Regions from separate parts of the Homo sapiens genome. Here region 1 is linked to region 2. The links are chromatin contacts, found by Hi-C or POLR2A ChIA-PET in ENCODE. All regions are on one chromosome and are shown on one strand. Each heading gives the region's core, a stretch centred on a gene start or an enhancer-like site at or near the end of the contact. The rest is flanking DNA. Distances are from core to core; before and after follow the strand shown. Region 1 overlaps LINC00940 (long intergenic non-protein coding RNA 940). Region 2 overlaps CACNA1C (calcium voltage-gated channel subunit alpha1 C).

What was found. A loop is a pair of places that touch in the nucleus more often than their neighbours do. ChIA-PET counts read pairs that join two places held with the same protein, here RNA polymerase II (POLR2A). Pooled maps may share reads with other maps.
Region 1: a pooled map shows a loop between it and region 2 (2.4-fold over the local background). The contact joins two enhancer-like sites. A Hi-C loop is called at or near these places in 2 of 168 maps with a recorded cell type or tissue (IMR-90 and mammary epithelial cell) and 10 of 50 pooled maps. POLR2A ChIA-PET finds 5 or more read pairs at or near these places in 1 of 52 experiments (AG04449).

What each region holds. Positions count from the first base shown.
Region 1 is chr12:1,931,056-1,934,042 of GRCh38, reverse strand. LINC00940 (long intergenic non-protein coding RNA 940) reads left to right here. Exons shown (of 2, transcript NR_036546.1): 2 at 2,613-2,987. Among named protein-coding and RNA genes, the nearest start is that of LINC00940, 4.0 kb to the left of the region's middle. RefSeq lists an enhancer at 289-887. Within about 2 kb of position 1,687, at least 4 of the 41 ENCODE cell types and tissues checked have a DNase peak (open chromatin) inside an H3K27ac peak, as active enhancers do.
Region 2 is chr12:2,287,482-2,290,918 of GRCh38, reverse strand. All of the region lies in intron 3 of CACNA1C (calcium voltage-gated channel subunit alpha1 C), which reads right to left. It overlaps CACNA1C-IT3 (CACNA1C intronic transcript 3), which reads right to left. Exons shown (of 3, transcript NR_046769.1): 2 at 2,715-2,900; 3 at 2,174-2,251. Among named protein-coding and RNA genes, the nearest start is that of CACNA1C-IT3, 19 kb to the right of the region's middle. Within about 2 kb of position 1,283, at least 7 of the 41 ENCODE cell types and tissues checked have a DNase peak (open chromatin) inside an H3K27ac peak, as active enhancers do.

The DNA.
Region 1 (2,987 bases), core at 438-2,937, 360 kb after region 2:
CCTGAGTGTAGGGTGGCCACCACATTCTCTGCCTCCACATCACCTGGAGAGGCTGCTCCATCTCCAGGTCGGGGTGCTCTGCGGAGCATGGAATGGCCCTGCAGCCCTGGTTTGGCTCTGCCGTGGACAGGAGCCTCCTCCTCTGTGTTGCTTGCCTTTGCTGAGCCTGCTTAGAGAGCTCTGAGCTGGACCTCCACGAACAGGTCACTCCACGGGTGGCTGCAGCCGGCCAGGCTGCCTGCATGTGAGGGGCAGCCACGTGGCCCCTGCCTGCCTCTCTCAGGTGCCCTCTTGTGCTCAGCTGGGGCAACTCTGTGACCTTGGCCACAACAGGCACTTTATAAAATGGGAGCATGAGAAAGGATCTTGTGAGGCCATAATCCAAGCCTTTCCTTTGGCTGCTGAAGACAGGCCCAGAAAGGAGCCAGGGCCTGCCCCTGGAGAAGTAACTTGCTAATGGGGGCCGGGACCGAAACCTCAGTGAACCGCCGCAGCTGCCTCCTTCGCTCAAGGTGCCCCTTCCTCCCACACAGCACAGCTCTCTCCTCTCCCTCGGGGACTCAGGGATTAGTCAACCTTTAGAAGTGTTTATTTATAAAGCTGCTGCTTCTCCTTCCAGCATCTGAACGCATTCTACAGGCATTAATTAAGGAGGCCGCGCAGCAAGCCTGGGAGGCAAAGGAAAAGAGAGTTTGGGGGATTCATTAAAGGACCAGTCACCCCTGCCGGGAGCCTCTCCTGTTTATTCTTTAATTTCTCAGTCTCTCCAGAACACAAGTACACGCACCTGCACACATACATATACACGCGTACACATGCACGCATGCAAGACACGCACACATACTTCACATATACATACACATCACACAAACATGCACACACATACACACACATGAACATGTGTAAACATGCAATACACACATACACCTCATATACATACACATCACACAAACATACACACACACGTGCACATGTGTAAACATGCAATACACACGCAGATACACCTCATATACATACACATCACACACAAACATATGCACATACATTCACACGTACACATACGCACACACAAACACATGCAATAGACATGCACATTCACACAAGCCCATATACGTTCACTCACACACATGCACACACATACATGCACACATACATTAACACAATACACCTCCACATAGCCACATCATAGACACCCATGTACACACATTTGCACACACACGCCCCAGCCCGTTTCCAGCAGTCTCCTGTTATCCTGCGGAACAAACCTCTGCCAGTTCCATCCCAAGCATCGCTGAGTCTCATCCCCTGTGGTTTGGCCCCACAGCACCCAGCGGATGCTCCCTCTGCAGCCAGGGAGAGGCAGGCAGAACCTCTTCACTTCACCTCACATGACCCTCAGCCCACACCCCTTCTCTCCACTTCTGCTCACTAAAACTTTCACTCCTGAATGTTGTGCACGCTCCAGCTCACACCATCTCCCCTGCTGTGGAGAGAGACGCACGATGCACGTTGAGTCTGGCTTCACTGCCAGCTCCCCGCCAGGGCTGGGAAGCTCCAGCCCTGGGTAACCACCGCCAGGAACTCTGTCCTGCGTTCTTCTGTCACGATCTTGGAGTTTGTTCTTGACGTTGAGCAGACCAGGGCGGCCTGCCCTTGGCAATGGGCCTAGGAAGCCGTGGTGCCAGGCTGCCCGCAGAGGCCCCGCCACTCCCCACGTGGTCCAAGCCTCTGAAGCCCTAAACTTCTTGCCTCTGCTATTCTGCTGCTGTTGCTTTTTCTTTTCTCTCCCGACCCCACCCTCGGGCACACAAGCAATCAAGGTAATCTTGCTCCTTAGTGTATATAAACCTTCATCATTGGTTTGGACAAGGACGCTTTAAAAGTTCATTTCCTCCCTTTTACATCCGTACCCCACTCCCATTCCCTACAACCCCTCAGCCATCGTATTCTGTTCAATGTGTTATTTTTTGTTTGTGTTTTTACAAAATGTATATTGTTTTGTGTGCGTGGCTTTATATTAATTCTACAGAGGTGTAAGATGCACACAGAAAAGTATGCAGAGTCCTCAGTGCACAACTCAGCGAAGTTTATAAACAGCCGTCTGTGTGTGTCTGCGTACGTGTGTTAACCCACATCCAGACGGCAATCTAGAACATTTCCGACACTCCAGAAGGTCTTGTATATACCCTGCTTAGTCAAACCAACCTTCCGGGATGTCACTATGCTGATTCCTGTCATCATAGGTTTCTTTCTGGAATTTCACATAAATGGAGTGACACAAAGCAGTGTCTTCACTGTCTTTTATCTGGATTCTTTCACTCCTCATTATGCCCATTTTTAATCACTGTGTCGTATTCATTTGTATGAAACTCTGTGGACCTATTTTTTTTTTAGGACAGGATCTCACTGTCACCCAGGCTACAATGCAGTGGCTCTATCATAGCTCACTGCAGCCTTGACCTCCTGGGCTCAAGTGATCCACCTGCCTCAGCCTCCTGAGTAGCTGGGACCACAGGTGCCCGCTGCCACGCCCAGCTTATCTATTTTTAATTTCTGTGGTTCTGTGTCATGAATCCCGTTCTGGCTTTCCCTCCACTGACTGCCACGTTTAGGTGTCGTCCTCATCGCCATGTGCACGTGTCATCCGTCAGTGCTCCATGCAGTGCTCCACCACGGCATCCGCCACTCTGCCACCAGCTCCGCGGGGATGGACGCACAGGCCCCAGTCATGGCCCTGCCCTGAGGAGATGCTGGTCGTCTTCCTGCTCATTCACTCCCCTGTGCTGCACTGCTGGGGTCAGACAAGGCTCCATCCAAGAACCCATGACTTCAAAAGAAAGAAACCTTTGTCCTCAAATTTGGTAACAGGCAAACGGTCTGCGTGGAAGCCCTGTCTGCAGCCTCTGCTCACTCCAGGACGTGCTGCCCTCACTGCTCCTCTGATGTGCCCCCGGCTCAAGGCTGAGCATTCCCGTATCCACGCAGGA
Region 2 (3,437 bases), core at 34-2,533:
ACAGAAGGGCTATTTTAGAGCAGTCCAGACAGCATCCCTAGGTCCCCAAGATCCTGAAATGACTGCCAAGGATACTGGGAATTCCATTCCTGGAACACGTCTCAGATCCCTGGGAGACCTACCTCCCCTCCAGAGGTTACCATTCCACGCTGGTAGGAGTCCTTGACTCCTTTTCTCATCTCTAAGACACAGAGTGGAGCAGCCCTGGAGGCAGCAGGAGGGATTCTGGGTAGAGCAGCCCCGAGTGTATGTCTCTAATAAAGCCAGGTACAAGCTCCTCGGCTCACTGTCCATGGACAGTACAATTAATCACGTTTCCACTGCCACCTTCCCACCCAGCCTCGTGGTCATCTTCCAGAGTCTGCCTGGTTAGGAAAGGAAGTCCTTTGTCACAGATCATTTCTTTCTCCCCAAGAGGGCATTTTTTCTGCCCCCAACCAGCACTAATCCCTCATTCTTATACATATCCTCCAACATATCTGCTCCAAGATTTCTGTTGTGGGACTGCCACCCTGCAGGGCTGCCCAGAGGGAGTCAACACCATTGTCTCTGAAAACACGCCCCTGCCCAGCTGAGCCCAGGGAGGCCCAGAGGACAGTGCCCCAGCACTGCCACTTTCCTGATGCCCTTTATCATACCCTGCCCCCAATCCCCAATTGCCTTGACATCTGTGAAGCAAGGCAGGCGCTGGCCAGGAGGCTCTCTCTGATGCTGGCTCTCCACCTGTCCATGCTTACCACCTGTGGACTCCAGCTCTGCCGGGCCAATTAAAACATTGAATCTTCAGAGCGAGGGCAGTTTGGCCATAAATGCCCAGGAACTTCCCCTGAATCGCTTCATTTTTCCAAAGGGGAGGTAAAGTCAAAGAAATACTAATCTGGGAGTCAGAAAAGCAGAATTCCACCCAAGCTTTATTACTAACTAGCTGTGCGATTTTGGACAGGTTCTTTAACTTCTCTCCTTCAGCATCTGCATGTGTAAAGCAGAAGAATTAGGCCAGGTGATCCTCCAAGTGCAAATATTCAGTGATTCTATGTGACTTGACGCGAATTTCCTCTTATCAGAAGGGTAACTTGAGCTAAGTGAATGTGAACATGTAAATGGCAAAATAGGGAAGCTGTTCTGACCACTTGGGATCCTAAAAAGTCACTTAAGAACTAGGTGTCCCCGGTGTGTACCCATCGGCAGCTTGGATCATTGCCCATATGGCACTGATACACTGATCACGTAACGCCTGGTTTAATCCATGTTCTCCAGTGGCACACAAGTCTCGGTGAGGGCGTCGTGCCTTTATCTCACCCACCGCTGTATCCCCAGTCCCTAGTACCACCAGCACAGTGTAGGCACTCAATAAATATTTGTGGCATGAATGAATTTCCACTGTACAAATCTGATTTCCTGACTATACCGGAGACCAGGCAGCAAGCACACATTTAATAGACTCTGCAGCTCTTCTCTATCTCTTCCCCGTAGATTTCCACAGGAAAATGGGCTTCTGATGGTTCTAAAAGTGAGTTTTGTCCAGCAGGGTTGCCTCTGGAGGTGGCTAGTTTCCCTCCTCCATCCACCCCCTCCCCAGGCAGTGAAGGAAATTCAGGATGACTATTGGGCATAGTGCCTCAAAAGCCACATCCACTCAAAGACACACAATTTGCTGCTGGGCCATGGGCTCTTTTTTCCCACCTGCTCCTTTTTGGCATGTGCCTCGACTCTCATACCCTCCCTCTGTACTGTCTGCACCCCCTGACACTGCAGGAGAGAAGACCCAGCATTTTTCAGGAAGCTTGGCTCCTGCTGGCTCTGCTAACCACCTGAGGGCATATCTTCCCCATATGGGATGCATTTGGTGCATAATTAGTCAAAGGCATCCGATTTCAATGAAGCCCTAGTTCTCCCAGCTTGGTCCACAGTGCACGAGAGAACCCTCTTAACCCGACCGGCAGCCTGACAGCTTGGCATTTCTGTATCTTTAAAGGCAGGCTGAGTTGGAGAACAGACTTTTAATTAAAATTTACCTTCCTATACATGTGTTGCCCCACCATTTACATTGTAATTTTCAGGTCACACATGCATATTAGTGCTACCTTTTGGGTGCTGGCAGTGGCAGCTCTACTGATGAAGGCTACACTGCAGGATCCATTGACTGGGGCTGCCAGAGCCACTGGGTAGCTGGCATCCCGCAGCAGGGTGATTAATCTGTATGTTCTTCCTCATAGCTGTTGTAGATACAAGCATGGGGCGGTGGGTGGTCCTGAGGGAAAACAGACAGAAGGGAGGCACAGACCCACCACGGACACACAATACAAAATGCAAGGGCACCTTCTCAGCCCCGCAGCCAAACTGGGTGGAAAGGGCCACTCCTCAAGACCCTGGAAAAACAGACCCCATCAAGGAACACAAACCCATTAATGGACAAGCTGACTCAGAGGGAAAATGGGGTTGCAAACACCTTTGATGGGGAGAGGCGGAAAAGCACTTCTGGGGTGCAATCAACCTATTTCAGGGCAACTGACCATGCTTTCTAGGTTGCCAAGGCCAGCTGGTTGATTGGTTCCTGAACTGTCCAGGAAGGCAGAATCTGCGCAAGAGCCTCAAACTCCAGAGCAAAGTAAACAGGCCATCATCATGTACTTAGCAAGAAATCCTCACTCCTCAGAGAGAAGCTGGCTGGAGAGGGAGGCCAGGGAGGGTAAATGACAGGCTCTCATACTTACTGCACATTCATGCTCAAGGAGGAGGGGCTGGGGTGTGGGCAGGAAGCTTCAGCTGTGCTTCTCCAAAGGACAAGGAAGAGGAAAACAACTGTATGTCCTTGGGCAGGGCTCGGTTCCCTTTGATGATTCAGTTGTCAGTGGAATTCTTGAGGGTCTTCAACTCTAACTCAGTGCCTAGCACACAGTCTGACCAATGAATAGTTATTGGATGATGCAAAAAAAAAAAAAAATCAATGATCAGAAATCGTTTTCAGCCAGAGCTATATGTTAAAATCACCTGGAGAATGTGAAAAAATTCAGATGCCCAGGCCACATCTTCAGAAATTCTGATTCCTGTTCATAATCGTGATTTCCAAAGTGTGGTCCCAGGCCAGCAGCAGCGAGTCACCTGGGAGCTTGTTAGAAATGCAAATTCTCAAGCTCCATCCTGGAGCCACTGAAACTCGGAAGCTGGAGCCCAGGAATCTGTGTTTACACAAATCCTCCAGGTGATTCTGGTGCCCACTCAAGTTTGAAAATGAAGGGCGTGGAGTAGACTGTAGGATCCTGGCATTGTTTTTTGTTAAATGATCCCAGATGATTCTTATGTGTGGCCAGGGATGAGAATTACTAACTTAAAGAATCACAGGAGCACTCCCGATGGCACATGGTCTGCTTTACCCAGAATCACAGAATTGGAGGGAGCTTCTCATCAGCCAAGACCACATCAAGACCACGCAGGCT